Linked DNA regions of Homo sapiens: region 2 is linked to region 1. A link is an interaction called in ENCODE POLR2A ChIA-PET data of the cell type or tissue named here. Cell type or tissue: GM12878. All regions are shown on one strand.

Region 1 (4,000 bases):
CAAATCCCTTAAATGTGGGGAAGCTGACAGCAGTCACTAAGCTAGCTTAATGTGTTTCAACGCTATGAGAAGATTTTTCTTGAACTCACAAGCCCGTGAGCAACTTTGCTGTGTAACACAAAACAGCATTTGATGTTATGTGTGATTTAACTTTAATACTCATCTCCCAGTATATTTTCATCTTTAATCTCTTCATTCAAAAAGATTCTTCCCCAAAGGTAGAAATAGCCCTTTCAACAGAAGTTACATGACAGTACATTCCTCATAACACTGAAGGCATATTTCACCTGAATGGTAGTACCAGTGAGTGACTAATACTGAGTTAGAGATAAAAATAACTAACTGAAAGATGAAGCCAGGCTAGAAGGGTGCCAGTAAAATGAGGATTGGTACCAGGAACCTCTCTTCCTCTTAAATGCAACTAAAATACCGATTAAACTTTCTGTAGCGGGGAGGGGTAAAGGAGGCACAAAACCCCTTCAGCAATAAAAACAAAATTCAACAGGCTAAGCTCAATCACACACAGAAACAGTGTTTGGGACATCAGAATACTCCTATTAAATAACAGAACATGTTGCAAATTAAAAGATAATTTAAAAAGTGATACCAAAGTTAAACACAGAGTAATATTATAACTAAAACAAATACACATTAGAGATGTAAAATACCAATTAATAAACAATTTTACACATCAGACTTGTCCAACCCATGGCCTCTGGGCCCCACGTGGCCCAGGACAGCTTTGAATGTGGCCCAACGCAAACTAATAAACTTTCTTAAAACATTATTAGATTTTTTTTGGCGATTTTTTTTTAGCTCATCAGCTATTGTTAGTATTAGCCGAGAATTTGAGATCAGCAATTTGAACCCACGCAATCTAGTTCCTGAATCCATACTCTTAATCACTATGATATACTACATTTTAATCATTCAATAGGTGAAACATATATGAATACAGGTGAGATTAGAAGATGCCAAAAAAAGTGAAACCAACAGGTCAAGGAAGGGAAAAACATAAATGGGTGTTTAAATTTACATGTCATTCTCTCACAATACTACCTTTTAGACAACGGAAGTTAAAAAAAAATAGAACATGGCAAGAAGAAATGTTCGAAGTAGGGGCAAACAGGAGAAGGAGAGCGTTCCTCAAGCCTTGCCCTCAATACTGATCCCACTGTTACTGTGACACTGCTCCACTTTGTGAATTTGTTTACCTTTTGCAACATGGTGTACGATAGAAATATTCTCAAATTTAGCCGTTCAAATGCAGCTTTAACTGTACACATAATTTTCAAAATTAAAGTGCTCGCATTTGAAATAGTCAAAAGTCAATCCTGTTTCACTTTTCGAGATTAGAGCAGCCTGCCTGAAAAGATGTTTAACCACTGCAAATCAACCTGCTAATAGTCCCTGAGATAAGTGGACACCTGTGTTAAACCACATTTCTGTTCAGCTCTCCAAAGAAAATGTTCACCTGCCTGCAGGGCTCACAGCTGGCACATGAGGAAGCCTTGTCATTTACAAATTTTCAATATCAAATTGTATATTCCGTTGTGAATTGCATGTCTTAACATTTTACAACGTGTCTATTAATTTGCAGTTTATTTAGAATTTCTAGAGCTATAATTAGTTACAATGATCAGTCCAATGAATTAACACCAAGACCAACTTCAAATGTGGTCCTTGTTAATAACACAGAAAAACTACACAAAGCACACAATTTCATAAACACACTTTCTAGTAATAGAGTGAGAGCCTAACTTCCTAATAAATGTTGTTCCTGTTAATAATGGATACTGTAATAACTGATAAATAACACTACCTTAGGAAGAAGAACTCAGCAAATAAATATTGTTTCACTCATCTCTCCCTAACACAACTCACAACCAGCAGACACCAAGGGCATTTCCATCTGAGCCTTAAAGAGAAATTCCCAACTAATTGATCTCACTGTGGTCTAGGGACCCATCTCACTAGATTCTCCAGGAAGCTGGAGAAGTTCTGGACTCAAACCAGAATTCTCTCCCTAAGAACCAGAACGTAAGCTCAGTGAGGACAGGGATCTGGGACGATTTTATATACTGCTGCATTCCCAGCACTTGCATAGTACTGTGCAAGGAACAGTACACCAAGCACACAGTAGGCACTCAGTAAGTACTTGCTGAACCAAATAAATAATGATATGGTGGGTCTAGGATTTGAAGCTAGGCTTTCTGAAGCCTGAAGTCTACTACTCTTTTTTTACTGCAAATGTTAAGAGAACATCCTATGTTCTGGTTAACTAATCTAAAAGAAACTTTCTGCCAACAAATTAGCCTAAAAGAAAAACAGAAACATTCAAACAGATATATTCACAAGATATGAAACTATCTACAGCTAACATAAATGACATAAACAAATAGCAGTAATAAAAATGGCATTGCATGAAAACTCTAAGGTAGATGATTAACTATAACTATTTGTTAAAAGAGAAAGGGAATTTTTAACTGTAAGGTAAAATGTTTCAAGATCCTAAAAAGAGACAAAAAGATCCTGATTCTATACTGGTCACTCATAAATATACATCATCTAGATACAAAATTTAAACTTCACTTCATGCTAAGATAGTTTCATATCTTGTGAAAAAGATTTTGGCTAAAACTTTTTATTCAAGACATACATGTTTTCAAATCTGTTCTCTCTCCGCTTCCATTGTGAAGAAATTAGACAGGTTTGTGCACAGATTTTTGCTCCAAGATGGGAGAAGTGCAGAGGTTACAGCCACCAAAGCCAGAGGATCTGGACTCAGAGGATGGCAGGCTTTATTTCTGGTTTCAATGTTGTTATTTTCTTTCCATGCACCATCACACAAATAATATTAATCACAACTAGGTGATTTCAGGAGAGAGTGGGACAGATGATAATAAAAGGCCCAGAGGTCAAAAAATTGCTTACCATGTGTTCTCACCACACTGCCTTGTTCTGATTACTAAACTAAATGCCCCATTCCTACAGGCTTATATTGATGGAAACCAGCATGTTATGATGGTAGTAATTTCTCTCTTTATCTATTAATATCTTCTTAAATGCCTATGCTATGAGCACTTTCAAACATGGGTAAGTACAATAAAAGTCCTTTAACTCAGATGTACAATAAGCAGCTTGCTCACCCAATGATCCCCACCTCATGGAAGTTTTTTATTTTAATCGCCTGGTCAACAGAATTGACACATTCTTCCTGTACTGTAAGGTGACACAGATAAAGGCTAGCAGAAGATAAAAGCAAAGAATGCAGTTACAGTTGTTCTTCCTTCCAACTCTATTAACATCCTCCCATCATAGAAATTTTGTGAAGGAATAGCATTCTTTACTCAATCGTGCAATACAATTCTAAACTTCCTGCTAAAAATAGTTTCCCAAGTCACTGAATTTAAACATCTATTCTTTTTGGACTTCAGAACTGTTTTCTCTTTGTATAAAATATAATTCATTTCTTTATTTCACTGTAACTCACTATATTTGAGAAGGTTTCTAGTTTTATAGCAATTCTATACAACAGTTCTATTCAAAAGTAGGTCTCTCTAAAGGTAAAACTTAGATAATTTTGTTTCCTAATTTGTAATTTGTTTTCAAAATTTTTAGTTATGTGGACATAATTTTCATATATAAAAAGTCAGTGATGATAAATAAAATGTAATATACCTGCCACAGAAAAAAATGCTCTACAAAATGATATTAACAAATAATAATCTTATACTTTAATAATATGTAATGCTGGTAAACATATAATTAAATTACACCTCTGAAATGTTAATGATAGTGTGACCCCACTTTCAGAAACTTTTCAAAATATACTAATTTCAAATTTAAAAAATTTAAAAGACCAGCGAGAGCATTAATGTATTATGCATATTTCCTAAAAACTAGAAAATTCTTAAATACAATAATTAAGAAATAGGTAAAGTACGTTATATCCTTCAATAGAACACTAATGCCACACTTAAAATGGTTAAAAAACTCA
Region 2 (4,000 bases), 56 kb after region 1:
ATAAAGTCCCAAGCAGTCAGTAGTGGTACATAAGAATATTACTCAATGAACTCACATGACATCTGTAAAATCCGCTCTCAAGATCTGAAAGTTATATTCATTTTTTATCAGTTTTTATGAACATGGTAAAGTAGTCTTGACTTCCACAGTTCCCTTATAGCTAATTCTTAATATACAAGAAACTCATATAAGTATACGTGAAAAACATGAAGTCTATAATAAAGACAATATAAATAGTAAATAATCAAAAAAATATAAAAAAAATTCTATTTTGTTTATAATCAAAGAAAATATATTAAAACAATGAGCTGTCATCCCAATCTCCATTAAATTAGCAAAACTAAAATTGGAAATACTAAAAGCACAAGTGGCAGGGGTGTGTCTCCCTCATTCTCACACACTGCGGTAGTAAGGCTAATGGATATCTCTTCTCTAGAGAACAGTGTTGAAAAATATGTCTGGAGTTCGTAAAATGCTCATTCTGTGACCGAAAATTCCACCTTCATCAACTAGATCTACATTTTTTAAAATGCAATACCAAAAAAGAAGGTAAAGACTTACACCCAAAGATGTTCATTTATTTGACAGTTATAATACATTTATACTACTGAATAAAAAATTGGATAAAATCTAAGTACTCAGCCAAAAAATATATACAACTTATAGTATATCCATAAAATGAAATATTACATAGCCATTTAAAAAATTACCTCATTAAACACATGTGTTTTTTAAAAAGTAGGATACAAAAATATGTACGATATAATTTCATGTAAGTAAAAGAGAATCCAATACAGAAAAAAGATTGGCAAGTCATATGCTAGCATGTTAACTATGGTAACCATTACACAAGGAGATACAGGTGACTTTTAAATTGTATTTTCCAAATGGTCTACAATGTGAAAGTTATTTTTCATAATTGGGAGGCAAAATGATTTTAAAAATCCATGGATTAACAAACAATGAAATTTCAAAAAGTTAGCTATTCTGTAACACTAAGACCACCATAAGCCTTATACAATAAAAACAGAATTTCTTATCATTCAATTCTGAATGATTCTGAAATGTTCTTTTTGCAGGGAGGGGTAAATGGCACCCATTCATTGCAATTAAATACCTCTCTATTTTTTTGGTCCATTTTTCCATAAAGAAAATTAGAGCACAGATACATGAAATTTCTTTGAAAACCACAACATAAACCTTTAACAAGTAACAACCAGTAATAACAAAAACACCATTTACCTCTAGGTGGAAATTATATATAATACTCATGAAATGAACATTACAGTTTTGCCCCTAAAAATGGTTGTGGGGACTTCAGGTTTCCAGTTCAGCATCTGAGAAGCTTGGAAGTTGCTATTCCATCCTACCAACAAGTGAAAAAACTAAACAAACTAACAAATCATTCTTTTTAGATATGTAAGAGAATTGAGGTCACCAGGCAAATCACTGCCCCTAATATTGGAGACACCAACTGGCAGATACCAAAAATCACAATTTGCCTGAGCAGAAAACCACAAACCTCCACGGGAACGAGTGTTAGGGTAGGAAAATCTAAACTGTAATTTATGTATTGCTGGAGGCTCAGTGTGGACAACTTTTAGAGTAAAGTTAAAAACTCCAGGATGACTCAGTCACTGGGGCCCCATACTTGCGTGAATTTTTACCTCCAGGAGCTTGACCTGGTTCTCACAGTGAATACTGGAGCAAAATCCCCTCATGCTTCCAGTAGGGGAAAGGTAAAAGAAACTATATGGAAACTCACCAGAGTACTCTGTTCTTAAAGTCTGCTCTCAGGAAAAACTAGTTAACTACAGCCTAACCTGCTGGGGTGTCACCAGAGCCTAAATGACCTGGGTGAAAACAAATGCCCAGCTCCAGCCAAGTCTAGCTTTCTAGTCCCTCCTGAAGGGGAGAGGACTAAGAAGAACTTGTGAGGATCACAGTAAGCACAGGCTTACTAAAGGACTGAGACCTAATCAGTGGATTACAGAACACTCCCTCTCCCCCAACACCTTAATACCACATCACTGAAGACCTATTTATACCAGTTTCTGTTTCTCAGTACTTCGTGTCTAGATAGCAAGAAAAAAGTGCAAGGTGTACTAAAAGCATCAAAGACAATTTGAAGAGACAGCAAGAATCAGAACCAGACTCAGATATGGCAGAATGTGGGAATTATCAGACTGGGAATTTAAAACAACAATGATTAACATGCTATGGGTGCCAATGGAAAAAATGGACAGCATGTAAGAAAAGAAGGGCAATGTAAACAGACAAAAAGAAATTCTAAAACAGAACAAAAAACATATAAGAGAAATCAAAAACACTAACGGAAATGAAGAATGACTTAGACAAGCTTACTAGTAGACTAGACATGGCTGAGCAAAGACTCTCTCTGAGCTTGAAGATATCACAATAGAAATGTACAAAACTGAAAAGCACAAAGAAAAAAGACTAAAAACAAAAAAAAAACGAAAGAAACCTCTCAACAGAATATTCAAGAACAATGAGATGATTACAAAAGGTGTAACATACATGTGATAGAATACTAGAAGCGGAAGTAGAAGATAAAGGAACAGCAGAAATATACAGAGCAGTAATCACTGAAAATTTCCCTAACTTTATGCCACATACCAATCAAAAGATTCAGGAGACTGTGAATGCCAAGCAGGATAAAAACCAAAAAAACTATACCTATGCATGACATATGCAAACTACAGAAAGTCAAAGATAAAGAAAAAAACCTGAAAGAAGCCAGAGGTGGGGGGTGAGGGGGGAATAACCCTTAGCTAGACAGAAGCAAAGATAAGAATTACATTTTACTTCTGCTAGAAACCATACAAGCGAGTGGTAAAGTAAAATAAAGTGTTGATAAAAAAAAAGAAAAAACAACAACATAGAATTCTGTAACCCGCAAAATCATTCTTCAAAAGTGAAGGAAAAATACTTTCTCAAACAAACAAAAATTGAGAGATTTTTTTGCCAGTAGATCTACCTTGCAAGAAATTAAAAAAAAAAATCCTTTACATAGGATAAAAATGATGTAGGTCAGAAATTTGGATCTAGAGAAAGAAGCAGGGCAAGGTGGCTCATGCCTATAATCCTAGCACTATGGTAGGCAGAGGCAGACAGATCACTTGAGCCCAGGAGCTCAAGACCAGCCTGGGCAACATGGCAAAATCCCCTCTCTACCAAAAATAGAAAAATTAGCTGCATGTGGTGGTGAGTGCCTACAGTCCCAGTTACTCAGGAGGATCACCCGTGCCTAGGAGGTCGAGGCTGCAGTGAGCTGTGACCATGCACTCCAGCCTGTGTGACAGAGTAAGACCCCACCTCAAAAAACAAAATAAAATAAAATATGAAAAACAAAGAAAAGAAAAAAAGATTGATAAAAGAATAAAAGTAAAATAACTTTTTAATTTTCTTATCCCTGATTGATCTAACAAATCACAAATTTCATAACCCAGATGAAATGAACCAAATCTTGAAAAACAATCTACAAAACTCATGTAAGAAGAAAAAGACGATGTGAATAGGCCTATATCTATTAAATAAATTGAATCAATAATTAGCAACATTCTAAAACAGAAAGCACCAGGCCCAGATTGGTTCACTGGTGAATGTTACCATATTTTTTTTAATTATGACAATTTTCCATAACTTTTTCAGAAATTAGAATCAAGAGGAAATACTTCCTAACTCATTCTGAGGTCAGCATTATCCTAATACCAAAACCACACAAAGACAACACAAGAAAACTATTGACCAATATTTATCATGAACATAGATATAAAATCATCCATAGAAAATCAAATATAACAATGTATAAAAAGAATTATACACCATGACTAACTGGGATTTACCTCTGATTGCATGGCTGGTTCAACATTTGAAAATCAATTAATGTAATTCATCACATCAACAGGCTAAAGAAGAAAAATCACATAATCATAGCAATAGATTTTTCTGCATCTATTGACAGACACACTTGACAAAA

The links. ChIA-PET counts read pairs that join two places held together with the same protein. Peaks named below come from ENCODE experiments on the same cell type or tissue, not always from the same donor. Only the 100,000 strongest peaks of a DNase experiment are listed, where the experiment ranks them.
Region 2: POLR2A ChIA-PET joins it to region 1 with 6 read pairs; 4 of 35 experiments call an interaction of 5 or more read pairs at or near these places.

What each region holds. Positions count from the first base shown.
Region 1 is chr6:20,742,537-20,746,536 of GRCh38, reverse strand. The region is part of intron 6 of CDKAL1 (CDKAL1 threonylcarbamoyladenosine tRNA methylthiotransferase); the gene reads right to left. Among named protein-coding and RNA genes, the nearest start is that of CDKAL1, 210 kb to the right of the region's middle. In GM12878, no CTCF peak of the experiment used is centred here; no DNase peak of the experiment used is centred here.
Region 2 is chr6:20,686,902-20,690,901 of GRCh38, reverse strand. The region is part of intron 5 of CDKAL1 (CDKAL1 threonylcarbamoyladenosine tRNA methylthiotransferase); the gene reads right to left. Among named protein-coding and RNA genes, the nearest start is that of CDKAL1, 150 kb to the right of the region's middle. In GM12878, no CTCF peak of the experiment used is centred here; DNase peaks (open chromatin) are centred at 1,527, 2,001 and 3,241; H3K4me3 peaks cover 1,167 bases; H3K27ac peaks cover 1,630 bases.